Linked DNA regions of Homo sapiens: region 2 is linked to region 1. A link is a loop called in an ENCODE intact Hi-C map of the cell type or tissue named here. Cell type or tissue: Caco-2. All regions are shown on one strand. Each heading gives the region's core, and the rest is flanking DNA. Links, peaks and the distances in the headings are about the cores only.

Region 1 (14,974 bases), core at 4,019-8,018:
GACTTCTGTTACAGCGGGATGTGGGCACCAGCAGCTATTCAGAAGGTCTCAGCCAGGGCCCTAAGGGACAGACACAGAACCTTCGCATCTGGAGAAAAAGGAGGGGACGCAATGGTACAGCCGCTCCATGCAATACTGTGCTCCAAATCGGACCTGCCTACCTTGCGGTGCCTCTATGCTGGGGCACAAGGCAGACATGCCCATGGTTCAATCCTTCCAAGACCAAGCAGATGGAAGCAGGTGGTGGCGGGGAACACACGGGTAATTAATCTCTAGGTCTGCTCAAAGCGATTGGCTGGGAGCATGGCAGGGCAGCAAATTATGGCCACTGAGATGACATTTGCAAGAGCTGGGAGAGGCTCCAATGGTGCCAGCAGCCACTGCTTCAGGGACAGGTAAGCTCAGTGTTGCGGGAAGGCGTGGAGCTAAGCCCCAAGAATACTATCTGCCTTCAGGGTGTCACGTTTCCTAACCGAAACTGGGCCAAGACTGGAAAAAGCCACAGGAGCTGCCTCATGGCGGATGTAGAACTCACTGATTTATTGGACTTTTCCACATCTAGGCCTGCCCCAAGATTCTGACCTGCTAGTAACCTGGGCAGAACCCAGAAGGTTCCTATAAGTCAGACTCCAAAGGCCAGTTCTTTCAAACTGCTCATCTGTAGGAGGATACATGTGTCTGAAACTTATTTAATATTCTACAAACACAAACCGTTCGCCTATACATAGTTCATTCTGCAGATAGTGTTACTGATGACCAATAGACCCCGAGTGCTTTAATCAATGAAATTACTGCCTCGGCTATTACAGGAGACTATGAACTGTTGCAATCTTCTATCCACATTTCAATCGATGTAAACCAGGGCAAGAAAAAACAGGACCCTTAATTATATAACCGGGAAGGATTATATAACAAAGGTCCTGATGCAGCTTTAACTGTCTCCGTGCCTACGCGGGCTGAAAGAGCACACGTTTTCAGAGGGAACATGAGCAGCCCAGAGTTGTGCAAACCATTTTTCAATATTGGTTTAACTAATCCCACTTACTCACCATCGACAAGTCCTCTGCTCTTCTAACCTTGTTTTTCCACAGCCCTGGATGGAGCAACCCCATTTCAGGGTGATAGTTTGTTAAAGTGACAGCGCGCCAGCCTTACGAGACATAATTTGAGGAAAGCTGGCGAGAGCGTCAATTTCTCTGAGAGGCTGGTCTCAGCTATCCAGCACGGCAATGATAATTTCATAATGCTGCTAAAGCCACTTCTGCCATTTCAAAATGGCAGGACACTGATCACTTGTGACAGGAAGCATTTGCACTGAGAGATACTTGAAAGCCACACAGCATTTCTTTGTTGGAGGAACCCAAGAAACAGTCATAGTAACAACAAAAAATAACCACCTCCCCTCCTTCCTTTCAGCCTGTGCTGCCGAGCAAAATGATCCCTCTCCATGTGTCCTTTATGTCTTACTGATAGAAATTACATTCGAGGGCATCCGACACAAAGGACACTTGTGCAAGCAATGTACCTTGTATGTGACATTTCTTCTGAACCCTTAGGAGAGATATTGATTTAAAGCTACCAAGATGCTGTATATGCAATGCTGCGACCATCATGAACCTACCCGGCATCCCACTCTTGTGATTTAAAGCAAGCCTGGAAAGCTGAAATCTAACTGAAATAACATTAGTTGCTCTACTTCACCCTGCAGGAGGAGGACAGGAAAGTCAGAAAAAGGCAAAAAGTGGTAACTTGGTGGTGTCTGAGGTCACATAATGGCTGCTGATTTTGTAAATTCTATACTCTGTAATACCTAGGTGTGATGAGTCCATGAATGAAGAAGCTAGGAGCTGGAATTTCCCATCCACTGGGTAGAAAATTATTTTTCAGTGACACATAGTAAAACTAAGTATCTATGAATTTTTAAATCATATAAACTTGATCATTCTTTCAAATCCCTTTCCTGAAGGTCAACAGTTCCCTTTTTTTCTTTTTCTTTTTTATGATCTGTCATCCCCCTCCACTCCCAGTAAACACAGTCTAATGGTTTAACTTAAAATTCTGTGCCCAAGAAAATTTTCAGAAGTGAGAACCACAGAATCTGGAGTCTCTAGAAATCTCAGTGATCTGGATGTGAGATTCAAGTTCCAAGTTCAAGTTCTGATTCTGCTACTAGCAGAGTGACCTCGGGTAGGTCCCAAGATACTCCCTGGGATAGTTTATCATCTGTCAAGAGGAGGAGTTGGAGTAAATGAACTCAAGGCCTTTGGCCTAAACCCCATGACGCCAGTCTAGGTCCCTATTTTCTAAAGGGAACCATGTCACAATTGGCTGTACAGGTAGTCCCTGAAGGAATCAGAAAGAGCCTGTGCCTGTTCACTCCATCCTCCCCTCACCAGGTCACTCTGTCCCTCGTGTAGATCCCAGAGACGTCAACCTACATACAGGATAGAAAGCCACAGTGCCCCTCGGATCATCAGATTCTCCCCAAAGACCACTTAATAGCCATTGGTTGACTTCAACAGGCACATCTAAACTGCTCTGAAAGACTAAGGAGAACCCAACGAAATTCCTCTAGTACAGGGGTATTTCGTGTACTACGTGTATTAGTTCTAGGGCCACTGCAACAAAGTGCCACAAACTGAGTTCTTCAAAACAACAGAACTTTAATGACCATAGTTCTGGAGGCTAGAAGTCCAAAATCAAGGCATTGGCAGGGCCACCATGCTTGCTTGGAAGCCTGCAGAGGAGACTCCTTCCCTGCCTCCTCTTAAGCCTTGGCGTTCCAAGGCTTGTGGCTGCATCGCTCTACTCTCTGCCTCTGCTGTTGTACGGTTTGAATCTGAGTCTCCACCCAAATCTCATGTTGAATTGAAACCCCAGTGTTGGAGGCGGGGCCTGGTGGGAGGTGACTGGATTAATTAGGGGGGCAGATCCCTCATGAATGGTTGAACACCATCCCCTTGGTGCTGTCCTTGTGACAGTAAGTGAATTCTCATGATATCTGGTTGTTTAAAAGTATGTGGCATCCTCTCTCTCTCTCTCTCTCTCTCTGCCCCCCTCCCTCCCCCACTCCCCTGCTTTTGCCATGCAACACATATACTCCTGCTTCACCTTCCACCATGAGTAAAGGAGAAGATCTTTATTTTTCAAGGGTTGGACAGGTGTGAGCTGGTAAGGAAAGTGGAGTTCTCTCCCCAGTCGAGCCCTACACACCCCTGCATTGTGCTTACCCTGAACATGCTTATGTTTTCCTGTCTTGGCCCACCTAGCCCTCGTTGCCAGCAGGGCTGCCCCATCCCCAGCTGTTGAAGTCTTACTCACTCTATGAGTGCCCGCTCAAATTTGCCCTTCTTGCAACCTCCCTAATTCCCGCAGCAAGAAATGAAGTCACCTGCCTCTGACCTTTCCTGGCTTTTGTCTGCTCCCTGATGATACTCGTAACTTTATGCCTTGAACTATGGTCACTTCTGCCCACTCTCTGGCAACTGCCCCCTGAGAGCGTGGGCTATTTCTTATTTAATCCTTATGCCCATAGGAGGTGACTGTAAGTATGTGCTAAAGTAAACCTGCAGGAAGAGAAGAACAGAATGGAGAGTAATGCCTGATGTTTTGAAAACATCACCATGGAGAGGGCCCTTTGGAACCAGGGGCTGTTAGAACCTTGTGGCTTACTGATTCCCTCACTGTCTCTTTGTGACCTCCTTCCCCATGCCATGTTGCTTTGAAATCAAAAGAAAGCCCAGAAGATAAGCTAACCACACAAAGTAAAGTATAGGAGTGTGCCTGTGTGAGGGGCTTCTGCCAACCCCAATCAGCACCAGCGGCTCTTGGAAACCATCAGCCGTTGTGACCCTGGAGGTTTCCAAAAAAGAGGATGACACCTGAACGCCCAGCAGGTCTTTGGAACTGTGAAATGCTTCATCTGTGGGGTCCTGGCAATCATGGCAGTAAGCATGTCTTCTCCAAAGGATGTCCACATCCTGATCTCCAGCACATGTGACTATGTTAGATTTCATGGCACAGGGGAATTAAGGTTGCAGCTCGAATTAAGATAGGGACATTATCCTGGATTAGATAGTCCAGGTGGGCCCAGTGTAATCACAAAGGTCCTCACAAGTGAAAGAGGGAGGTCAGAGTGATTTCATGTGAGAAGAACCTGACCCGCTGTGGTTGTCTGTGAAGATGGAGGATGGGGCCACAAGTCGAGGAATGCAGGCAGCCTCTAGAAGCTGCAATAGGAAAGAAAGCGGCTTCTCTCCTATTTTAGCCCCCCAAGACTGATTTTGGAGTTCTGATCTCCAGAACTGTAAGATTATAAATTTGTGTTGTTTGAAGCCACTAGGTTTGGGGTGATTTGTTATAGCAGCAGATGGAGAAACTGAAGCCCAGGCAGGTTAAGGAGTGTTTGGCCTGAGGTCACACAACTAAGGAGTGGCAGAGCTGGCGCTCATGGCTGGGTCTATGGCTCCAAGTCAAGCAAGCTTTGCTCTATGAAAAATACATTCCTTTCTTGGATGTAGTCACTAGGCCCCTGGCTCTCAGCTAAGGAGAAGCACATCTCCCTAGAGGCCCAACCTATCAAAAGTCTGGTCAGGGTCACAAGAGCGACTGGAAGCCAGAAGGAGCCTTTGAGAGTAGCATGCAGGCCGGGCACGGTGGCTCATGCCTGTAATCCCAGCACTTTGGGAGGCCGAGGCGGGTGGATCACGAGGTCAGGAGATCGAGACCATCCTGGCTAACACAGTGAAACCCCATCTCTACTAAAAATACAAAAAATTAGCCGGGTGTAGAGGCAGGCACCTGTAGTCCCAGCTACTCGGGAGGCTGAGGCAGGAGAATGGGGTGAACCCGGGAGGCGGAGCTTGCAGTGAGCCGAGATCACGCCACTGCACTCCAGCCTGGGCAACAGAGCGAGACTCTGTCTCAAAAAAATAAAAAGAAAGTAGCACGCAGCCAGCACCTCCTCTACCACTGAGGACTCTGGAGCTTTAGAGAGGGCCAGCATCTTGGCAAGGGGCTATGGGAGCTAACAGTAAGCCAGAAGGGGGTTTCTGCTCATTTGTTCCCAATTTGCACATGCTGATTAGAAGCTGAGCCTTTCATTGTCCTGATAGGGAGGCCTAATGCCCTCTCCCCAAAGATTAAAAATGCTCTAGCTGTGGGGACACTTAAAGCCTCTAGTTTTCTGGCCTGGAGGCCTCAGTTCCAAGCCTTTAAGAAGTTCTACCCTTTGATGAATTCCATCTTCTGCCCACCAAGCATTGCATCCTGATGCCAGGAGCTGACCTGGAGAAATTCCAGCCACATGTACCCCACCACTTATCAGCTCTTTTAGCCCAGAAAGAGATTCTCACTGGTCTTCTAAGAACCTCTCTCTTCCATCAGTCACCACCATCTGTCTACATACAACAGAAGACAAATTCCCCCTGGACCTAAGTTTCAGGCCCCCCTCTGACACATGATCATTTGGCAAACAACCAAAATCAGCAACTGAGAGCATGTGGCAGGGCAATACTGAATATATACAAAGCTGTCATCATTTCAGGGAAAAAAAAACAAATATCCAACTAGAAAGTGAGCAAAAGACATAAATAGACATTTTGCAGAAGAAGATTTGCAGATGGCAAATATGCACATGGAGATACCCCTTCAACATTATTATCCATTTGGGAAATTCATATTAAAACCACAATGAGATATCATTAAATACCTTCAGAATGGCTATGAAAAAATAGTGACAACACCAAATGCTGGCAAGGATGCAGAGAAATGGGATCACTCACCCACGGCTCATGAGAATGTAAAATGGTACAGATACTCTGGAAAATAGTTTAGCGGTTTGTTAAAAAACTAAACATGCAATCAACTTATGAACTAGTGATTGTATTCCGAAGCATTTATCATCGTAAATGATAGAAATGTTCTGTATCTTGACTATATCAATGTCAATAAGCTGGTTGTGATATTGCACTACTGTTTTGCAAGATGTTACCGCTGGGAGAAACTGCATAATGGGTACACAGGCTCTGCCTGTATCATTTCTTACATGTGAATCTAGGATCATCTCAAAGCAAAGGCTTAACCGGAAAACAAAAACTGACCACCCCTCCCCCTAATTTTTCTTCTCACATTGAGAAGTACAGTAAAGTACTAGAAAGGATTAATAAAGTAGTACCTCAGCCATGCTTGATCTTTACTCTGCTGCATAATTCTTTGTAGCACTCATAGCTGTATGATACTACATTGCATTATATTATATGACATCACATCTATCTATCTGTCCACGCTGTGTCTTGTTTCTCCCATAGAGCTGTGTGCTGTACGATGGCAGAGATGTCTTAGTTCACACTCTAGCACATTATGGGCACCAAAAAAAGTTGTTGGATGAATATGGGGAAGTCAGTAATGTTGCTCCAGCCTTTTAAGTCAGTGTATTTCCAACTACCTAAGTTCTCTTAAATCCGATCTCCTCTAAGGAGTTGCTCTTCAGCACCCTCTACCTTTAAAGGAGGAAACTTTAGTCTTTAGTCTTTTCCAAATTCCCATCCTTGTATACTCACAGCACCAGAACGAAGCCCAACACTGGGAATCCCCGCAGGTGAGTTGTGGTCTAGGTTGCTGGAACCTCCCCTTGAGGCACTGCGGCTTCAGGCAACATCAATGGTAACTGTGTTTACCCGGTCCCTACAGCACAAACATGCCTCCCAATCCCACTCTGTTTCTTGACTGGATCAAACTGATGTACCGCAATTTAATTTGCACACAGATACCAGGGACATCTGGAACAAATCTGATCTTCAAATTATGTTTTCCAAGTCTGTTTCAGCTGCCATTATCACGGAGGAGGACTTAAATGTAAAATAAGAACTTCACTTGCCACTGGCTTCTAACTTCTTACCATATTCCTCACAATTACAGTGCTGGTAATGGAGGAGTGTTCGGCAGCCTACGGGACACACACTCAATGCCACTAGCCACACAGTGGCTTAAGGGGTCACTTGGGAAGTCCCTACAGTTACATAGAGAACTGCAGAATATTTTATTTTTTATCTAGTTCATTTAGAGGTATGTCCTAAGCAACTAGTACATATTGGATACTCAAAAAATGGTTGTGAGTTTAACGAATTAGCCAAAATACTGGGTGCCTTTCAGTTAGTGTATAGTGGGATTTTTGAGCTTAAAACCTCATAATGAATATCAATAACAATGCATTTACTCAACTACATCAAGAGTGTGAGTGAAATGTATCCATTTCTAAATGGTTTTGGGGTAGATTATAAACTACAATTCTTGCTATTGGAAGAATTCTAGCTTACCACCCTTGCCGCCACGGAAATGACAAACAGACAACATAATTGCAGACTGCCAGTAATTAACATTCACCCAGCTATAGCACACATGAACATTTAAAATGAACAATTATATACTAAAAAAGAGACTGCGAATGATCAACCAGGGGGAAAAGGCAGAAATCTATGAATGAGATAGTGTTAAACAGTTAGATGTAATTCACTCCGCCCCCCTCTTCCCTCAGAGCTTTTTCAGCAAGGAGCAGAGAGTGTTTCCTGTCAAGCCAGCGGAACCACAAGAGCTGAATTGGTATCTCCAAGCAGGCAATTTTCCTAGTTGTAAATAACCAGCAGTTTTGTGGGAATCAATTAGGAGGTTCCCATCTCTTCTTTGGAAGTCTTATTTCAGCCATCCATCTTCCTTTGTTAATTTCGTAAGCGGGGTTTAAGAGATCCAGAGAGAAAGATCTATTTTCTGTCCCTCAGATTTCTTGGAGGGGGGAGGAGCGGTTTTTACATCTTTCCCATTTAGAATTCAAGTAGAGTACTTTCAAGTCACTCTCCCTTTTCAAGGCCAGGAAACTGCATGGGATTTATGTACTATGTCTAGCAACAGAGGTGCAAGGCCTGAAAGAAAATTATAGAGTCACAAGGCAAATGAAATAGACATAGGTGCAAAGAAGCTTTTATTGCAAAGATGCAGATGGCCTGCACACCAAATTGCATCCTTTGGAGCGGGTTCCTGAAGTCAAAGTCCAATATAACATGGTTGCCGCATTAACCAATTGTTCAGTCTTAGCCCATGCCTCTACTGTCAATCGTTTTATTTATGGTGATGATAATAACAGTCATATCAATGATACTAATATTAGAAGCTACCAATTATTGAAAACCAATCATGTGCTAGCTACTTTAAATATATGGTTCTTCTATTGCTCACAACCACCTTGCAACACCAGTCTTATGATCCTATTTTCTAAATGAGGAGACTGAGACCCAGAGAAGGTCACATGACCCATGAATTCTGGAGCCAAGAGGGTCTGCACCCAAGTTTATGTCTGGAAGACCAGTGGTTGTAAAGACAATCTTGTCCCACAAGGCCATGCTCTCCCTCTTGTTCATCCAGCAGTGACTGGTCAAAGCTCCACTCTGTGTGGAGCAGACACATCCCTTTACTAAGTATCAAAAAGATAAGTACAGAATGAGCCTTGCTGAAAACTTGCCATGGCCACACCTCAAAAACATGGAGAAGGGCCTTTTACTGGGTACCCAGACTTCTCGATGGACACACGATGGGTCTCAGCAAACCTCCAATCAGATCACTTTCCCCAGAACTGACCAGCACTTGGATCATTATCTCTTTGGAAAATATGATGTAACAAGAAAAAGCAATTCAATAGGAAAAAAAAAAAATGAGCATGGGGCATGAACAGAAACTACACAGAAAAAGAAATACAAATGGACTTCCTTTCCAGTTAAGGAAATAAATAACAACAGAATATCACTTTTAACCAATAGTGAAGACATGTGTGCAAAGATACATGCAGGAGTATTCACTGCAACACTGTTTGTATAATGCCCACTACCAGTGGTGGCTTGAATACATCTGGTACAACCATACAGTGAAATACTCTGACATCAATAACAAGGATGAATAAATCTGTATGCACTGATACAGAGAAAGCTACATGATAAAAAAAAGTCAGGATAATGCACATGGCCTGTGCCCATCTGTGTAAACATCCACACACATCCAGGGCTGTGTAAAGGCATCAGCTGTCAAATGATACAGAGGAAACTGGTCATCGTGGTTACCTCCGGGGAGGAGGTTAGGAAGCTGTACTTCCTTGACAAGAGAATGCCGTACTTTTCACTATATATCTTTTGGTATAATGTTTTTTATTACTATTTTTTTAAACAACATACTAAAAAGAAAAGGAGAAAGGGCCTGAGTGGAGCAGTAACCTGCCTGGGGTCCCACGAATGGCCCAGGGGTAGGGCCGGGCCTGGCTCCCAGGACTCCCAGCCCAGGGTTCTTTCCACTGCAGCAGCATGTGTATAGACAGTTTGATTTTATTCCCTCTACGCCTCACTCAATACTTGCCACCCACAATAATCACTCTTGGAAAAACTGCACCCACTTCCCAGTGATTTTATTAGTTAGCAGTGACTCTGACAAGCCTCCATTTTCCAATTAGCGCTACCCCCCATATCACTGACACTGGCATCCTCTGAGTGACATGTAGTGGCTGAGCCAGACACTCCCTAACCAAAGTGACACAACGGCATTGCTCTTCGATGGCCTATGGCTCCAAGTGCAACCCAAACGTTTAGACCGATTTTAGATTTCTGTATAGATAGCTCATGCCAAGCTTAAGTTCACACGAATGTTCACAAATATTACTTGGCCTGTAAATTATTCCCAGCAAATTTTCCATTTCAGGCCAACTTCTACTCAGCCACTTCCCTATTAACTATCTACTGCTCTCTGTGCATGCTCATGAGGTGGCCACCGTGAGCTTGTGAAAATTCAACCCAAAGCCACCATGGTGGCTGAATGAGACAGACACACGTGGGTTCTGCATTTTGGGCTCAGCCAGCATCAGTGACCCAGCTTCCTCCTTTCTGGCTGTGTGACATCAGGTGATACACTTACCTTCCAATCTCAGTTTCCTCCTATGTAAAGCGGAGTGCCTCAGGAAAGAACCAGAAAGCCTGCTGGTTCTGTGGAAACAGTAACTGGAGTTGTTCATACCAATGATTCCTTTTCTCCCACTAGGCAACAGACAGTTGATTATAAATAGTTTTTTGGGATTCTCTTCAGAATCCCACGCTCCTGCCCTCAGTGTCAAGGCTCTGGGATACAGCACGTGGAACCCTGGAGAAGCATGAGAAGTTGCCACTGGAGGCTAGATAAGAATCTGGAGTCTCTGTCTCTCTCAAGAAAACAGAAAATGGGGCTCTGTTTGGGGTGTCTATCCCACTCGCAATGGGGGGCCTCTTCCCCTCGGAGCTCTGCCTCTCCCCACCCATGGAGAAAGCCCCTGGCTACCACGTTTTTTCTCCATGCTGCTGCTCCCCCGGACAAGGCGTCAGGACCAGGTAGGTCACATGCTTTCAGTGACTCCATTCACAGAACTTCTGTTGCTCCTGGGAAGTGGGCACTGGAACTGAAAGACAGCCAGGCCACCTGAGCTATTCTCTTCCATGGAGGATATTTGGCTTGAATGCCACAAGGTGACCACTGATCATCCTGCACATGGCATTAGAGAAAACAAAGAGAACACAGAAAGTGACAGAGAGAAGGTACGAGTGGTGCCCGCGTTCCTGGCAGCCTTCCAGGTTCCAGTCTTGATGACCGCCAGCTATTATACATGCTTGGCCTTGGGGTCCTGAGAGACCCACAGTACTTCCTCCAATAGATTCCCTGCCCTCATATATATATATATGCATTTCTTCCTAAACTTGTTGCTTTCTGTTACTTGCAACCAAAAGAAGCCTAAAATATTCTGATTCCTATCTGTATAAATCTCCATCAGTATTTGAGAATGGCCTGAAGGTGGCACTTTCCATTCTGAGACAAAGAATTACTATAAAAATGCTGAATTTGTGGCATTACCTTTATTTTGCCTGATTGCATTACTCAAACAGAAAGAGCTATGAATAATAATAATAATAACGATACCACTAAAGTAAAATATTTGACACTCACAAGATTAAAAGCTGAATACAGTAATCTTCTCATAATCATCACGGGATATGCAGCACTTAATCAACAATTACACTGGGAAAATGCCCGCGACTTAATGCTTAAGTACCGGGAAAAGGCAAAGGAGAAAAGTAGGAAATCAATGCAAGGGGAGCAAGAAGTGTATCCAATCTAAATACTGCATGTATTATGATAACAGAGTTCTACATTTTCCTATCAAGGCTATGCAGAAAAATAATAAAAACAATCCAAGAATACACACCCCAAACCAAAACACTCTCGTGAAAGAGCTATTTTTAAAAATCACTTAGAATATTCATCTGATGGTGACACAGTCCATTAATCGGGGTGCTTATTTTTTCTTAACAGCTTTATTAAGGTGTAATTTACACATTCTTTATGCCCAAGTTTCTTCCCCGAGTCCTGCCCCCTGATGGGAGACGGAAGTGGAATGGCCCATGCAGGAAGCCAGAGCCTGGTGGAATAAGAGGCAGCAGTGTGGCCGACGCAGGGAGGAGAGAAGACAGACCCTCCCTCCCAGGAGGGGGCTCCTATCCCCAAAGGGCCTGCCAAGTGATTGTTAGGAAGTAGGTAGGTATATTCATATCTAGAACATGTAAATTTTTTTAAAAAAAGCAAAGCCTACTTGCCAGATCAAAATATTTCATGACCCAGAGCAAGTAACTCAGCAACCTTGGGAAATAAGCAAGCATTTACAACAGCCCACAATCTCTTTTGGCTGTCAGATCTTTACAACATGAGTTTTATTTTTAATGTTCTTTTTAAAGAGCTAATTCTTCATTCAGGATGCGCCTGCCCGATGCAAGCAGCACAAACACCCGCATTGTATTATAAATAGCCTCTTTTAAGGAGGGCTGGGTGGATAGCAACATTTTTTAACCTAGATACAGTTGTGACAACCCGTGACCTCCACACATCAGCCTTATTGTGTTATTTTATGAAGAATGTATCCTTGATGACTGCAATGATAGCCAATGAGGCCACAGTATGACTTCATGAACACATAATAATGCTGCCCTTTCATTTTCTGAGAGGGTTTATCTTCCTTCTGCTACAGGTAAATACAGTAAATTTGACATCATGGAATACAATTGAAGTAGCAAATGATCAATGTCAACCACAATAACAGTGCTTCAAAAAATTACCTCAACAATCCTATTTTCACCATTTTCCACAACCTATGGAAGTGAGGGAGTGGCATGAATGGGCACCTGGTAACTGAGAGGGAAGAATCTAAACATAGCTGCGTCTGCATCGCGCCCGCCAATGAAACCACATAAGCCCTCCCTCCGGGATGCATCAGTTCACATAAGGGCTCCCCTAAGCTCCAACTCGCAGGAGAATGAAAACAATAGAAAGCTATCTTCAGCCCTGGCTCCACAAGAAAAGCTCATTGCACTGATGCTAAGGTGGCTTTGCAGAGGAAACAGCTACAGACAAACCAACCCCCAAACCCAACTCTTAGTCAACTAGTCAAGATAGGCATTCAATCTTAATACTAGAGATCTGGGAATCCTCTTTACACAGAACTGAGGTGAAATCACCCCTGAGAAAACCAAGCAAAATGAAATCAAGTCCCTGCAAAAGACAAAATATTTCCTTAGACATACATACATGATATTGGTAACGGCCTTCCCTGCCTTTAAATTTGACCTTATAATACAAATGCAACCTCAGGCAAGTTCCCAAAATAATGCAGGAACCTTCAAATATTTCCCCGTCTAAGCCATACCTACAAATGTCATCTATAAGCCCTCCTATTGTATCCTTAGTAAGCAAAGAGACACAGGAATCTGCCTCTGGCCAAATATGCTCAGAGTTCACCTACCAACTGTCATGAAAACCTTGCAAAGTGTGAAGAGTATGAAAAGGCAAAGCTATTAGACTTTTTCTAGGTCTGTTGACTGATTTCCTATAGGTTCTGGGCATATGCTAATATCAAAGCTGAAATACAAAAAGAAATTGGCCCTTCAGGATAAGACCAGTATAAGAATTTCACTTCAAACAAGATGAAAGGAAAACCACTTACCTTGTCTTATAGCTACAAGAATGAAGATTCCCCATACTTAACTTGCTTAAGATTACAGAGAAGAGAAACATACCAAAAGTTAAGATCAGGGAATGTGAAAATCCGGTTACCCTTCAGATACGTACAAAACAGTGTCAGTTTCTGGAGAGAGGCTACAGCACGATGATAAAATGTTCAAGCTAGAGGGCTCCTTAGAAATCATCAAATTTTCTTTTTGCACTGGGCACCTGTGCGTTCATTTCCTTCAACTCATATTAACCAATAACCTACCAGATGCCAAGCACTGTTCGATATGCTGGGGATAGCACAATGAATGAAGAAGAAAGTCCCTGTCCTCAGACCTTCGACTCTAGGGGTGTGGTGGAAGTAACAAAGATACATACTGTCAGGTGGATGGAAGTGCTACAGAAGGCACAGTGGGTGCTGCTGAATGAATTTTATAGATGAGAAAGTGAAGCTTCAAATCACAAAGCTAGTTTGAAGGCAGCAGCAGGACTGCATACATTTTTTTAATGCAGAAAAGGAATGCTAAAACGTGAATAAAAACAAAGGAAAAATCGAGTATGATGAACAGACTTGTATTTTTGGAAACATATGCAAAAGATACGCAGGTGGGTCATTCGGGGCCCTTTCCTCTTTCCATCTTCCTGACGCTCCACGGATCTACTGACCAAGTGGATCATTCTCACCTTTAAATATGACATATCAAAAAAGTGTTTCTGCACACAAAACACCCAAGAGTAAGAAATGTTTCTTTGTTTGAAAATGAGAAACATTTCACTGTCGAGTTCTCATTTCAAAATTCCTTGGCCTTTAGGTGCTTCAAAAAGGCATTGGAGAAAAAAAAAAAAGAAATGGGGGCTTGGTTTCTCCAGTTTTCTTTTCTTTAACTGGGTATTTCTTGTAGGATACTTCTTTCCCCCTCATTTATATCGTTTCTCAGCCTCAGGGTTATAAACCACTTATGAAATAAAGTAAAAGGGGAGCCTGTTCCATCCATCAGGACCAGCATTTGGAAAAGTGGTTGAGTGAGAAAGAAGAAATTTTCAGATAAAAGAGATATAAAAGAATGCTTCAAAATTCACATTTTTCCTTTTTCTCCAAAAAAGTGGAGCTTATTCTATGTGGGCCAAGTGACTTGTTAAACAAACAAACTCCTGAGGACACGCAGCCGGAGAGGCAGCCCCCTGAGATACTCCAAGTAGTGAGATCAGCCCCCCATCCCGCATCTGGCATCCCCCAGACCCCAACCCGCAGCCCTGTGACACTTGCTGGAAAGCCACTTGCTAATCAGAGTGCTGAGAATCATTGCTCACTTTCCTGCAGGCCACGACTTGCCAGCTTGATTTAATAAGTCATCATTTGGTGTGAGGACGGGTGATGGCTTAAGGGTACAGGGTTTTTCCCCCGCACTGGGTGATGAAAATATTCTAAAACTGCTTGTGCTGATGGCTGCACAACTCTGCGAAAAAAAACCGCTGAATTGTACTTTAAATAGGTGAATTGTTTGGTATGTGAATTATATTTCAATAAAACCCATGTTACCTTTAAAAGTTACCATTTTCATCAACCCCAAAATGTCAGTGGCCTTTCTTATTACATCACCCTCACAGTAAAGGGCTAAAGCTGAGAACTGGTGTTTACATTTTAATTGTGTTACATCTTTAAGTTAAAACATATATTTTCCCGGGGCATGATTTCCTCCAGGCCTGGGAAGGTTAAAGGCCATCAGGAAATGCAGCCTAGGGTAGAGACCCCTCACCCTGAAACCATGGTTTTCACAGGCTCCGAGTTCTGAGAGCCACAATGAAGAGTAATTCTACAGAGTGGGCAGAGAATCTCATCTGAGTGCCCGCCCCACCCAGCGCCCACACCTCCTTTCTCATCTTATTTGCAGGATGCGGCTTTTTTTTTTTTTTTTTTGAG
Region 2 (14,974 bases), core at 5,479-9,478, 210 kb before region 1:
CTTCTATTTATTTAGACCTTCAATTTCTTCCAACAATGATTTTTAGATTTTTAGTCTTTTGGATATAAGGTTTGCTTTTTTTTTTTTTTTTTTTTTTTTTTTTTTTTTTTTTTTTTTTTGAGACAGTGTCTTACTCTGTCTCCCAGGCTGGAGTGCAGTGGTGCCATCTCGGCTCATGGCAACCTCTGCCTCCTGGGTTCAAGCGATCCTCCCACCTCAGCTTCCTGAGTAGCTGGGACTACAGGTGTGTGCTACCACACCTTGCTAATTTTTGTCTTTTTAGTAGAGACAGAGTTTTGCCATGTTGGCCAGGCTGGTCTCGAACTCCTGGCCTCAAGTGATCCACCCACCTCAGCCTCCCAAAGTGCTGGGATTACAGGCGTGAGCCACCTTGCCCAACCTACTTCTTTCATTTATTTTTGAGTATTTTATTCCTTTTTACACTATTGAAATGGAATTGTTTTCTCAATTTTATTTTCATTGTTCAATGCTAGTATATGGAAATACAATTGATTTTTGTATATTGATTTTGTACTCTGAAACTTTGCTGAACTTGTTTGTTCTAATAAATTTTTAGTGGATTCCTTAGGATTATCTGTATACAAGGTCATTACATATGTTTCTTCTTTGTTTCCAATCTGGATACCTTTTATTTCTTTTTCTTACCTAATTGCCCTGGCTAGAACTCAAATACAATGTTGAATAGGAGTGGCAAAAGTGGACATCCCTCTCCTGTTCCTGGTCTTAAGGGGAAAGCAGTCTTTCACTATTACGTATGATGTTAGCTGTGGGGTTTTCATAGATATCTTTTAAAGGGTTGAGAAAGTTCCTTCCTATCCCTAGTTTTTTTTTTTTTTTTTTAGCATTTTTATCATAAAAGGATGTTGAATTTTGTCAAATGCTTCTTCAGTAGAAATAACAGTGTAATTTCCTAACAATCTCTCCAGTGTTTTGCTTGGAGTAAAAAGTCTTGGGGCCACTTCACTAATTTTAGCATTAGCCCCAAGCAAGGAACACCTAAGATCTGCCAAGTCACTGGCTTTGGGACATCTAAGAGCAGAGGAGCACCCCTTTCCCACACACCTTTTACTCCAGCTGGCCTTCCACTTAGACCCCAGTTGAACTGTCCTATTCAAGGGCTGATTCCTATGACCATGGATAATCAAGTCCTGGGAGATCAAGAGTTGAATTTTCATGGCAATCAGATCAGATTCTTTCTTTGCCTTTTGGGGGATGGTTTTTTCTCATCTTGACCATAATTTTCCTCTAATTTCTACTCATGGGCATTTGAACTTGGGCATAAGACATACATATACTGAACTCAATTGTTTTGTAAGTGTTTCACAGGTTTTTATTTTGCCTAGGTAGTCAAGGAGTAATTTTTTTTTTCTTTGAGACAGGGTCTCACTCTGTCTCCCTGGCTGGAGTGCAATGGCTCAATCTCAGCTCACTGCAACCTCCACCTACTGGGCTTAAGTGATCCTCCCCACTTAGCCTCCTAAGTAGCTAGGACCACAGGTGCACACCACCACACCTGGCAATATTTTTGTATTTTTTTGTAGAAATGGGGTTTCACCCATCACTCTGAGCAAACTATCACAAGGACAGAAAACCAAACACCGCATGTTCTCACTCATAGGTGGGAATTGAACAATGGGAACACTTGGACACAGGAAGGGGAACATCACACACTGGGGCCTGTCGTGGAGTGGGGGGAGTGGGGAGGGATAGCATTAGGAGATATACCTAATGTAAACGATGAGTTAATGGGTGCAGCACACCAACATGGCACATGTATACATATGTAACAAAGCTGCATGTTGTGCACATGTACCCTAGAACTTAAAGTATAAAAAAAAAAGAAGTGGGGTTTCATTATATTGCCCAAGCTGGTCTCAAACTCCTGAGCTCAAGTGATCTGCCTGCCTTGGCCCCCGACGTGCTGGGATTACAGGTGCGAGCCACCATGCCCAGCTGAATAAATTCTCTGAGGGCAGAAACCACACCTTTGAGCCTTTCACAGAACCAGGTAAACTATTTGTCACAAAGAACAGACTTGATAAAGACACTTTACGACTAATCTCAACCTTTTAGCAAAACTGTCACATGTGACGTGCTATCCGGCCTGTACACCACCACATTTCCTATGTTTGGAGGATGCTGAGCAGGAGAGAATGACACAAACACATTCATGAGAGAAGAAACTGAAACACAGAGCCCAGGGGCCACCCAGATCCCTGGTTTCAGCTGTCCCTGTGTGGCTTTATGGCTTCCACAACACAACAGGAGGGTCTAAATGAGTAAATTGAACATGGTACTGAAAGAAAAGAAACACTGCCATCCCAATATTCTTTTAAAACTTCACGAGAAAGCCATATTCGCCAGCTTAATCAAAGAGACTTTGTCAGTATCTAATGTCACAACACAGATCATCCCACGCAATATTGTCTGTCACTCCCTAATGCAGCTTGAAGAGAGATATTGACAAAGTATGGCATGATGGCATTATTAGATGGCATGCATGCCCCCCGGGGCATGACAAATGCCACACTCAGCTCAGAGAAGCTTCACTGCCAGAAGTCTTCTCACCAGTGATAGTAACATGACAAAGCTTTCATGTTAGGGCATCCTATCTCTCCTTCAACACCCTCCCCACTCCAAATTCTGATCTAGGGCATTGCTCGCTAACATAGAAACCAGAATTTTTCACTGAAGAGAAAAAAAAAAGCAATGATCCATTGTATTTGCGAAACCAGATCTATGTAAATCACTTAGCACAGTCCCTGGTACAAGGACGCTCAATACACATTCACTGTTGTTCAATTATTACTGCTCTTAATGGAGCACTCAGAGTATCCATCTGGGAATCTAAGTTCTCCAGCTGGACAGTGCTTTGGGCTGGGTTTCTTCAGGAAAGGTGAGTGGGGATTTCCTGGTTTTGTTTCCAAGAAATAACCAGGACAGCTGTGGGCCATTTTGTACAAACTGTGCCCCTGTGCGCACAGGTGGAATTAGTTGCTCATGAGAGTCAATAGGCATGTAGGTAGCTCAGGAACTCAAGCAAGGCAGGTGCCAATCAAGATTCATTTCTGAAAAGATTAGATGTCCCTAACTCATCCGGTGCTATTCCAGGTGCTGGGAATACAAATGAACATTGGCTAGGCTCTGCCTCTGAGCAGTCATCTACTTGCAGCGGAGGAGAAGGCAGGAGAGCAAACACCCTTATGTGCCATGTGGTGTGGACCCCTGATGGAGGGACTGGCAGGAGAGATTCCCAAATGGGGTGACGTTCAAATGGATCTACAAGAATTAATAATGCATCAGGCAGACAGAGAGAGAAACACTCTTAAAATCTGTTTCTTTATCTGTAATTTGAGAAATTAAAAACAAACAAACAAAAAACAGCTTTCTCACAGTACGCAGAACCGTTTAATGGCCAAGCCTGTGGACTTTCAACAGGCCTGGGGCTGAGTCTTGCTCAACCACCAAGATCTTGGGAAAATAAAAATAAAAACCACAATAATAATAGCAACAAGCATTTAAGCCAACTTTTCTTTGTCTGCAAAAAAGGGACAAGAATAGCAGAAACTACTTAAAAAAGAAAACACACGTAAAGCATTTGACAGAATGCCAGGCACATGTAACATACTCCTTACATGGGAAACTGTTGTTGCTATCACAGGGAGCTTGTGAGGATCAAATGAGACCTGAGGTGTGAGACTAATCTGTGAAACCAAATCTCTGGGGTTATTACTCCAGGCAGAGGGACTATCTCACGTAAAAGCAGGGAAGTTAAAGGAGTGATGATTGTTTCTTGAAGGGAGAGTCCTTGAGTGTGGTGGGAAGGAAAGGTGCACAATGAAAAGGGGGAGGTATTTGAATTGAATAATCAGACAATTGATTAGAGGCCATAGGTCTTGCCTCAGTTATTCAGTTATATGACCAAACATATGGAACAAGAAAATCACGAGAGAAAGAAATCACTGGGATCATAATTTTGAGTTGAGATTTTTTACATTTTTAAATAATGAAACAGTCACATAATTATAAATAATATTAATACAAACATATATAATAAATATTTGTTAAAATTTTAAGTAACAATATTCATATATCCCCACTCCTAGATTTCACAGATGTCAACACTGCGGTATTTACTTGGGACCTTCAGGTATTTGTTGTTTTTGTTTTTAAGTAATAAAATGTTACAGACACTGCTAAAGCTTCACATTTACCCATTTGTGTGTATCACTCTCCTAGATGTTTGCATACTTTACTACATACATGGGTGATTCCATAAACAAAATACAACCTTTTTCTGAGTGTTCTTAGAATTTTACATAAATAATACTATTCTGTATCATTTTATACCTTGCATATACTTCAGTTAACATGTTTTCAAGATGGATCCATGTTGTTAGACATAGATATTGTTAATTCATCTTAACTGCTCTATCCCCTTTGAGGTTTATACTGTGGCTCAGCAATTCTGCTTCTAGAAGTCTTCCTAGAGGAACCATCAGGTATGTACAGAAGGCAATATGCTCAAAGAAGCTCACTGCAGAACAGTTCACGATAGTGAAAAAAGTGTGGAGAATCTGTTCTGGTCATCTTATTGCCAAGTAATAAACCTCCCAACCTTAGTGGCTTAAATCAACAATAATTGCTTATTCTGCTCATGAATCTTCAATTTGGGCAGAGCTAGGCAGGAACAGCTCATCTCAGTTCCATACGGCATTGGCTGGAGTGTCTGAAAAGCTGGAGGCCAGAATTGCCTGGGGACACACTTGCTCCCATATCTGGGGATCAATGCTGGCTGTTGGCTAGGACCTAAGCTGGGACTGTGGCCAGAGCGCCTACTTCGTGGCTGCTGCATGTGGCTGCTTGGCTTCCTCACAGCATGGCGGCTGGGTTCCAGGAGCAAGTGTCCCAAGACAGCAAGGCAGATGCACATGGCATTTTTATGATCTCATCATCACTTCTGCCACAATCAACTGATCACAAAAGTTCACTGAAGTTCAAGGGGAGAGGATACAAAGAAGTCAGCCCAGACCCACCCAGGTTCAAGGGATGTCACAGTTACACTTTAAGAAGAGCATATGGAATGTGATGTATTGTGGTGGCCACTCTTGGAAAATACAATCTGCCACACAACCTAACCGTTCACGCTATGGGACACATAAATACACAAAATTTTGGTGTCTTTGCTTTTGCTGTTTTAAAAGCTGTAAAAAGATGGGCATCTTTTCTCAAAACATAAGCATATTTCCATGCGGAATAAAAAGAATGAAGTGTTTAGGAGGTGATAACAGGGACTTTATACTGGTCTCTATATATCTTTGTATGATGAAATGTTATTACTTCTAGGCACAGAGAACATCTTCCTCCCTTAGAGTACTCTCAGGAACAGTCACAAAAGAGAGTTACTTTTTAAGTTCCTTTTTTCTTTCTCTTGAACAGTATGAAGAAAATCTCCTAGTTCTACAAATTGAGGACTATGATACAACGGTTGCAAAAATGGTGTCTCCTTGAGGGTGCATCTTTGTTCTCTCTGCACTCCAGAAAACCTGGAGAGAGGCTCTGGGTGTCTTGTCTTCATCAGCAGCATAGCGGCTAAAGGGGTCTCTGGAGCCTGGATGGTTGGGTGTGACTCCTGGCTTTGCCACTGGCTCTCTGTGCTTACTTAACTTCCCTGTGTTTCAATTTCCTTATATGGACAACGAGTCTAATGTTACCACATGCAATATTTTTGTAAACACTAAATTTGTTCATCTTGAATTCTGCTTAGACTTGATGAGTGCTTTAAAAGTCATCCGCTGTTATTAGTAATTACAAGAGAGCTGATTCAGAAAGTTGGAAGTAACTTGCACCAGATTAAGTGGATTTAATCATGAACACTATCCCCATGGGCAATCCCAGAATCCTCCCAGCCCGCAGGATAATTAAAGTCAGGCTCTCGATGGAAACCTCTCCTGCCTGTCTTCCTCCGTGTGAGAGAGTTGAAATTGTCAAGATGGGAGGCTGCAGGAAGGGGACGTGCGTCACAGACAGGCGGCAGGAACCCTCCTGCGTTCCTATTTTACAGACAGGGATGCAGCCTGGAGCTCCTGCCTGGGCGTGGCGGCCACAGGGCGCAGTGGGAAGTCCCATGCTCTGGTTAGATGTGAGTTCTCTTCCCAAATCCCCAGCCTTCCCCGACTCCGCTCAATAAAAGCTCCTTGGCCTGGCGCGATGGCTCACGCCTGTAATCCCAGCACTTTGAGAGGCCAGGTGGGTCACGGGGTTAGGGGTTCAAGACCAGCCTGCCCAAGATGGTGAAACCCCGTCTCTACTAAAAATACAAAAATTAGCCGGGCCTGGTGGTGCGCACCTGTAATCCCAGCTACTCGGGAGGCTGAAGCGGGAGAATCGCTTGAACCTGGGAGGCGGGGGTTGCAGTGAGCCGAGATCGCGCCACTGCACTCCAGCCTCGGCGACAGAATAAGACTCCGTCTCAAAAAATAAAAATAAATAAATAAATAAGCTCGCCTCGGAGAAGGCTGGGGGTGGAGAAGCAACAGAGACCCGAAGGCTGTGTCTCAACCATCGGCGATGGGCTTGAGAGATAGACTTGTGTTCCCGTCTGTTACTTATTAATCGGTGACCTTGGCAAATTACTCAGTCTCTTCTGCCTCATTTTACTCCTCTCTAAATTGTCAAATGCTCATAAGGTTCTTTTCCGAGGGGGTCAGCGCAGTGCCTGACCCAGGGTGAGCCTCAGCGAGCAAGAGCCCACGATGGGGTTGGCGGAGAGGCGCGTCCTCGAGGTAACAGGGATGCTGAGAGGTGGCTGAATTCTTCCTTCTTTCAGCGCCCCTGACCTCCCGGCACGGCGCTGGGGAACTCACGGGTCTGGAGCGTGTCCGTGCTGGGCCCCCGGAGATGATTTCTGGAATCGCGACCCGGGGACCTGAGGCCACTCTGGGACCTGCGAGGCAGTTGTTGCCCAAAGACAAGGCCTGGGTACAGGAGCTCGGGAAGCTCTCTGCTGCCCGTCTCCGTTATCCACGTTCGTCTGGGCACCCTCCTCGGGTGCTGCCCATTATTCCTCCCGCACCTGCCGGATCCAAGAGTAGACGCAGAACCCGGACCTCGGAATGGGACGATGCGACGGGCGGGGAAGGCCTGGCCCGGCCGAGGTGCCCTCGGCCCCGCCCTCCACCGAGGGCAGGGAGGCACTGCCTCCGCTCCGTCCACTCGTAACTGGTGACGCTGGCAGCCCCGCCGGGGGGCGGGGGGAGTGCAAGAAAATCCTGAGGTGTGTCGGGGGACCTGGACCAGATGCCCTCCTGCACCGCCCTAGCTCCGGGGAAGTCGCTCTCCGGCTCCGCGGCGCGGGACCCGCCAGCGGGCAGAGGCGCGGCGCTTTGATGTCGCGCGGCCACACGGTGGCGCTGCCGCACCGCCCGCTGGCGGAGACTGGGGGCCAGGGGTGCCCGGGGTGGGGTGGAGCCGGGACGCGCGCACTCCCCAGCCACGCCCGGGGCTCATCCTGGAACCCGGGCGCCCGCAGGGTCGCGAGGCCAAGTGTAGGTCATTCCCCTCCCCGCGGGACCCGTGCCTGGTGGACGCATCGCCGACGCGGACCCTGAACGCTCACATGAGATCCTTAGGGAAACTGAGGCCGAAGAATTGGGAATCTGCATTTAGTCCACTCTCCTGTCCGTAAGAAGAAAGGGGCGCGACTAAGGGGAAGGGAAGGAGCCACAGGGATTCATTCCCAGCCGGTCCCAGTAGCCGCCACAACACCCGGCAGGTCCGAGTTAATCCGTTCTGCAAGCTAGGAAATGAGGCTCGGTATTGGCGGAGGCCACACTGTTGAGAGGCGGTGTTCAACCCCAGGGCTGTGTGTCCCAGCTCTGCAAACTCGGTCACAGCCTCTATCTCCGTGGCATTCACAGTCCTTACCGGTTTTTGACAGTGACCTACAGTGAGATGTCTGTTTACGTCCCTGTCCGCGCGCGCGCGCACACACACACACACACACACACACACACACACACACCTATATAGAACTGAAAACGACACTTAACCTTAATTAGTGTGATGCACTCTGTTTTCTTTTTTGATTCTGTACTGTGTCTTTTCTACCTTTCAGTGCTGGGTGCTAAAATAATCTCACTACTCACTAGTGGGTCCCTAGTCAGTTTGACAAACAACTTCATAGGTGCTGGCTGGGCTCTTCTAGCCATGGAAGTCAACGGAAAGTTGTCCATGTAAGAGGACACAGTCAAGACCAGATAAAGATGGGGAAGACGGTGATTCCCCACGGATAGCCTGGGCATGTGCTGAAGAGCAGATTCTGACTCAGTGGGCCTGACGCTGGCATTTCTAACAAGCTCCTGGTGATTCCGACCACTCCATGCTGAGAGTGACCAAGTCCCCATCACGTGTGTTATCATGAAAGCAATTCTGAGACCAAATTCTGTCATACATACAATAGCTATTAATAAGCAGACACAAAAACTAGATTCAGCCTGTTCTTGTAGTTCTGAGGCAGAGTGCTCCAAATCTACTCCTCCCTTCCACCACCACCACCACCACCACCCTAACCCCTGCTCTTTCATGTCATGGTGATAGAATCTAAGGCGGATGCTGTTGAGCCACCTTCTTCCTCCCAGGGTGGATCTCTAGTGAAGTTTGAGTCAATGGGATGTGAACAGAAGGGATATATGCAAATCCCAGGTGATCTTCTGGGAGATAGCCTAGCTTAGTCGACTTAAAAGACAACTTAAAACTTGTACTTCAACTTAAAATGTAAGCTCCTGAGTTTCGTGAGTGCTCCTGAGTTTCCTTCTTTTCCCTTCCAGCAAGTAGGAAAATGCTCACAGTTCAGCTCTGACCCTGCAGACAAGGGCAACAACCCTGCAGACAAGAGGTCACAATTCAGCTCTGACCCTGCAGACTAGGGCAACAAGCTGGAAGGAACCTGGATCCCTGAATCATTGCATGGAGCAGAGCTGCTCCATCAACCAGGATCTCTCACCTAGAGATGCTTATTTAAGAGAGAAACAAACCATCTTCTTTAAACTTCTGTATTATACAGTACTTGGTTGGGGAACTTGTGCTTTTGTTACAGCGCATATTCTCATTTAGGTTCATCTGAAGCAAATGCAACAATATTCTGATAGCAGAATCAACTAACGGGTATCTGATCAGGTAACAGAATCCTCTGTTGAGTGTGTTGTGGGGAGGACCCTGGGGGAAGAGGAGAGAATAGGACCACAGTTGTAAACCTAGGGCACTAGATTCCCATGCTACTTTCTTGCAAGCATGGAGATATCTCTGTGTGTATCTTTCTAGCCACTACCCATTAGCACCACCCATTTCACCATCAACAACAACAAAAAAATCTTTTTCGTAGTTCTTAATGAACAAACCCTCTGGGGAAGACTTGGAAAGCAATTTTTGAAGCCTGGGTCTTCCTATGTTTACTAATTGCTCCACCTTGCTGCCCTGTGTATCACTTAAAGTTAACTTACATACATATATACCACCTATATCTATACTGTTTAAAAGTAAATGTAGACAATATTTTACCTTGTATTTTCCCAGAGTATTATTATAGCCTAAGTGGCTATTGACCTCCAAGCTCATTATTTCCTTTATTACTTTAAAGGAATTTGGCTTGAGCCCCATTGAACATGGGATAGAAACCCTGCTCCATCTCCAAAAGTCCTCAGTGGTGGGACCTTCCTTGATTCTTATCACCCCAGACCCCCATTTCTTACTTCTCCTGACTTCTCTGGCTCCACTTTGCATCTCATGCTTCATGATTGTTCCCTCTTTCTGACCCATATCAACACAGAAGGGAAGGTACATCTGGTGAGGATTGGTGGGCAGTGGACTGGGAGTGGGGTTACACTGCAGTGCAGTGCCGCTGATCATTTTTAAATTTCACAGTGGACGTCCGTATCTTCAGAGCCCTTCAGCCTTCCTCACTTCAGGCTATTTATTAGTTATGTGCCTGCACCTTAGCTGGCCTCTGTCTCTTTAGGCTCGTGTGTCTTGTGGTTCTCTCCCTTCACCATCCCACCTGCTCTCTGCTCCCTGGCCCCTCATCCAGACAAAAAGTCACGTGCACAAAATTGAATTGCAAACCAATTTGTAAAAAAAATTCTGTCATCCACTGCCCTGCTCCCTCATTCTGTGCTTTGTTCCAGAGCCCGTCTTTTTCATAGCACCTGTGCTGTCAGAGAGTTCTGCTTAACACCAACAAACACCCAAACACACAAATACACACAAAAAGTCTCTTCCTGCCTGGCCAGATCACACCTAACTTCTTTCCCCTCCCCAACTACATGCAAGGCTGATTCAGGGATCCCTTTACTTAAATCTCTGCAACAGCTCTTCACTGGCTTCTGTGCATCACCATTGCCACGGTGACCGCCAGGCCATTGGTGACCTGGCCATGCTCCCTCCCTTCCAGCCTCATATCTGACTGTGTACCCACACACCTCCTGTGCCACTCATCCCAGCCACGTCACACTCTCCAAACGGGCCCAGCTCAGCTTTCTCAGCTTCATTCCTTTGCACATTTACTCTCCTTGCTGTGTTCACCTGGAGTGTCTCTCCCTGAACTCTGCCCAGCAGCTGTTGTCTCAACCACTGCTGGGAAGCCCTCCTTGACTTCTCAGGCTGGGTGAAGGACTCCTCTAACCCCTCTGCCTGTCTATCCTGGCACATAAAACTGATTTCAGGAATTTTAGCTTTCCTTGTCTCTCCCCTCCAACAGATGGAACGCTTTAGGGGCAGGACTACATGCCCTGCTGTTATTTATCCTATAGATGAGCGCATAGGAGGCAGGCCTTCAGTGCATGCTTATTAACTGAATGTGAGAGTGTATAAGACCTGTCGCTGACTGAATGTACAATACCTGTCGAGGTAAAAATCAGACTGGAGGACAGTCTGGAAGGGGTGAAGCAAAGGAAGGGGGGTGCCTGGGAGGCAACTTTAGGGCTGCCAGGGGAGAGGGAAGTCTGGGCAGCAGGTTCATAATCAATCAAGACACTCATTGGCTCCAAGCCTTTAGTTTTCTTCCCACCAGTGGGCCAGACCGCTGTCCTCTTCTTGCTCTCTCTCTGGGACAGGTCTCTGCATCTCCTTCCCATTTTGCCTCCCAGTGGCTCTGCCTGCCTTCCCTGGGATGGGCAGAACAGCAGCAGGAGCACTGAGGTAGGTTTGTCCTAAGCCTCCATTTCTGGGAAGGGGCCACTAACATCTCTGATGACCATGGAGGGGGGTCCTCTTAGCAGAGGGGAAAGGCATTCCTTGATTCTGAATGTCTGTTGAGAGACATTACTTTCCCGACCCTCTTCCAAACACACCCACCCCAAGAAGAGTATGTGCTTTCTGGACGGAGGGGCTATATCAGCGAGGATGGGCTCAGTCACATCTCAGGAATGAGATACTGTAAAGCAACAATGATGTGTTGTTCCTGACTCCCAAGACGTCCATTTTGCATGGGCAGAAAGGCTCTAATCATTGCAGTTACTTCAAGAACTGGCTTGAACCACCTCAAGCCAGTTCTTTTTTTCTTTTTTCTTTTTTTTTTTTTGTTGTTGTTTTTGTTTGTTTTTATTATTATTATTGAGACCGAGTCTCTGTCTGTCGCCCAGGCTGGAGTGCAGTGGCGCAGTCTCAGCTCACTGCAACTTCTGCCTCCCAGGTTCGAGCGATTCTCCTGCCTCAGCCTGCTGGGTAGCAGGGACTACAGGCGCCTGCCATCACGCCACCTGGCTAATTTTTGTATTTTATTTTATTTTTATTTTTATTAATTTTGAGATGGAGTCTCGCTCTGTCGCCCAGGCTGGAGTGCAGTGGCGCAATCTCTGCTTACTGCAAGCTCTGCCTCCTGGGTTCACGCCATTCTCCTGCCTCAGCCTCAGGAGTAGCTGGGACTGCAGGCACCCGCCACCATGCCCAGCTAGTTTTTTTTTTGTTTTTTTTTTTTTTTTGTATTTTTAGTAGAGACAGGGTTTCACCATGTTGCCCAGGCTGGCCTTGAATTCCTGACCTCAAGTGATCTGCCCTCTGCCTGTCTTGGCCTCCCAAAGTGCTGGGATTACAGGAGTGACCCATCAAGCCCAGCCAGCCAGTTCTTGAAAGAGCCTGGGATGGTCCCACACTGACAGTTAAATGCTGTGTCCCGGAAGGACTCACTTCACTTCTACTCTATCATTGGTCAGAACCAGTCACATGCCCCACCCATCACGTGCGGACCAGGAAGTGCAACCCTACCACAAGGTGGGGGACTAGAAATCCTCGGGACACAGCACTGATGACTACCGTAGGGGGTGAGGAAAGGAAAGTCTAAAAGACAAAAAGGGGAAATGGAGGCTTTTAGACATTAGGAGAATCTGGTCGCCCTTGAGGCACAATGGCTTGGACTTTTGGCTGGCCTTAGAGCAACGCAAATGCTGGCCTGCGTCAGGCTTAGAGTATGGAGGAGGGTGGATGCTCACTGGGCCCCCAGAGTGCATTTCCCCATCCCCAGTGACTTGCTTCTGGCCCTGCCCAAACCCAAGCCAGACTTTCAGGACCTCATTGTTTCCTAGAATGTATCTCTAGTAAATACAACTGGCATTGACCTCCCTTCCATTTCAGCATATTTAACATGATGTTCTCCGATCATTTTGTGTTGATACAGCCTCTTCTTCCTGATGGCAAGTCCTTAAGTTCAGAGTCAATCTCAAGGCTTTCTCTGTATTCCCCAACGCATGGGGCTGGGCATTCACCCAACATGTACTGGGTCCTTATGCACTCCACCCTGGGAAGATAAAAACCAACACACACAAAAATTAACGCAAAAGGAAGGTTTAAGGATGGGAAAGATGTGATGCCTACTTCAGCCTATCAAGGTGCCCAATAAATGCTTAAATTGAGTCAAATCATCCTTGGATACACAAAACCACATTGTCAATTTCCTGTATGACAATGTCATCATCTCTGTTTGAGTGAAGGCTTCACAGAGGTGAATCTGTCCATTATCCTGTATCTCTGCACTGGCCAATAGAGAGGCTTCTAGTTACATCTCTGTTGAGCGTTTGAAATGTGGCAAGACCAAGGAACTGAATTTTTAACTGAATTGCACTTACTGCTGTAAGTGCAAAGTAGATATCAGATGTCAAAGACTCATGAGAAAAAAAGAATGTAAAGTATCCGATTAGTATTTTTCTCTTGAGTATATTTTTAAGTGATGTTATATTTCTACTGAGCAGTTCAGCTCTAGAAAGCCCAGGGCAGGATTTGGGTAAGATCAGCTGCTTTCAGATTTTCATTTACAAAGCTTCGAATTATAACATTTGATCAAACCCGACTTTGGAAAAGTTATCATAAAGATGGCATTTGAAGTTTGGGGCATTTAATTTTTGGTTCTCTTTATTCTCCTTTCTGCTTTTCTCCCAAAGCTATGACTACAAAGAAAACTAAAAGCATCTCATTTATTCCACAAACTGATCTCCACGTCTTAACTAAATAGCAATTGCTGGGCTGTATTTTATACACACACACACACACACACACACACACACACACACACACGTTCCTACAGGGACCAACATTTTCCCATGTGTAAAGTGACATGCCTGATTGCTAGATTAAGCAACGGAAATTAATTATTACAGTAATTACTCGGCCACTAAATATTTGAATGCTAGACTTGACATAGCCGTCTCGGGAGCCACCTTCAGCTTCCTGAATGTGTTAGTATTGACAAGGCAGCTCATGCGAATGTATTTTTAAAACGCCTTCTTTTGCTGCGTCTTGCCACTGTGAGCCAGGTGTGTTTGTTTTGGTCAGTGGGTAGGACTGTACACCCTACGTCACAGGAAAATAGACGGCTGGCTTCTGGCACCCATCTCTCCAGGCCTGAAATCAAATGCCTGAAAATTGGAATCTGTCGTCTTCAGGGAGGCCACACAGTAGGGTGTTGACACATGTAGTGTGCAAACACTTGCTGGGCAATTTCAGAAACCAAAAAGTGACTGCTAGAATGGGCTCATATCCAAGCCACCCTCCCTGAGGGAAGGAATCTGTATCATCTGGAAATTCTAAAGCTAAGGAAGCCACACCAAGGTGTTTATGGGCAGTCCCATCCATTCCTTCTAAGCCATTGCTTTTTGTTTTCTCTTTTCATCATATCCTGGGTACACAGGCTTCCCCAGGGGACATTGCGTGCCTTCTTCTCTAAGGCAAGGTGGGGAAGAGATTTATTTTAGTCACGTATCCAGGTCAAGACCAAAGATTTTCAAAAAGCAGCTCTACACATTGGGCCTTGTCTAGCAAGAAAACAAGAAGTCCTTACCGCTTGTCACTCACCTCTGCATTTCTTTCTGTTCTGGGACTCTACCTTCATTCAGGAGCTATGTGATGGTGAACGTAGCTGAAGCTGGCTCAGATGGTTCAAGGAGCGGATTTACAGGATAAAAAACATTTCTGCCACTTTTTGCATCTTGGGGTAGGGTTTGAGTTTGATGGCACGGGGGCATCTTCACAACTTTTTGCACTTTTTTTCCATAAGTCCCCAGTTCCACCACCATTTTAGGACATCTGGGGTTGTCAGGTAATTCTCTCTGACACATTCCCATTGTTCCTGCTTTAAAACTGTCAGGTCAACTCAGAAAATTATCAAGCCACATGTCGGAGAGTATTAAAGGCAGTGGCTTCACTAAAAGCCAAAAGAGAAGCTCCAATGTACCCAGACGTCTGGCCTAACTCGAGTTTTCATTCTGTAGCTCAAGGCCAGAACTACTTTGACCTTCTCCAAAACAATGCATCTTCCAAGCAAAGACACAAGCCTAAATATTATAAATTTATCCCAAACAACTCCCATTCCTCTTGAAAAGCATCACTGTCTATTAATAAAGAGAAATTAATAATTATAACAATAACATTTGATATTTTATTTTCAGTATATTATTAAGCATTTTAGAAT

What was found. A loop is a pair of places that touch in the nucleus more often than their neighbours do. Peaks named below come from ENCODE experiments on the same cell type or tissue, not always from the same donor. Only the 100,000 strongest peaks of a DNase experiment are listed, where the experiment ranks them.
Region 2: it touches region 1 in a loop (5-fold over the local background); 4 of 110 quality-filtered maps call a loop at or near these places.

Annotation. Positions count from the first base shown.
Region 1 is chr14:89,231,590-89,246,563 of GRCh38, forward strand. The region is part of intron 4 of FOXN3 (forkhead box N3); the gene reads right to left. Among named protein-coding and RNA genes, the nearest start is that of FOXN3-AS3, 110 kb to the right of the region's middle. In Caco-2, for the core only: no CTCF peak of the experiment used is centred there; no DNase peak of the experiment used is centred there.
Region 2 is chr14:89,020,032-89,035,005 of GRCh38, forward strand. LOC124903356 (a long non-coding RNA gene) reads left to right here. Exons shown (of 2, transcript XR_007064297.1): 2 at 5,461-5,778. LOC105370615 (a long non-coding RNA gene) reads left to right here and starts at 14,333. Exons shown (of 3, transcript XR_944128.3): 1 at 14,333-14,974. RefSeq lists silencers at 7,189-7,398, 7,419-7,558. In Caco-2, for the core only: a CTCF peak has its summit at 7,410 (motif pointing right); DNase peaks (open chromatin) are centred at 7,368 and 7,822; H3K4me3 peaks cover 991 bases.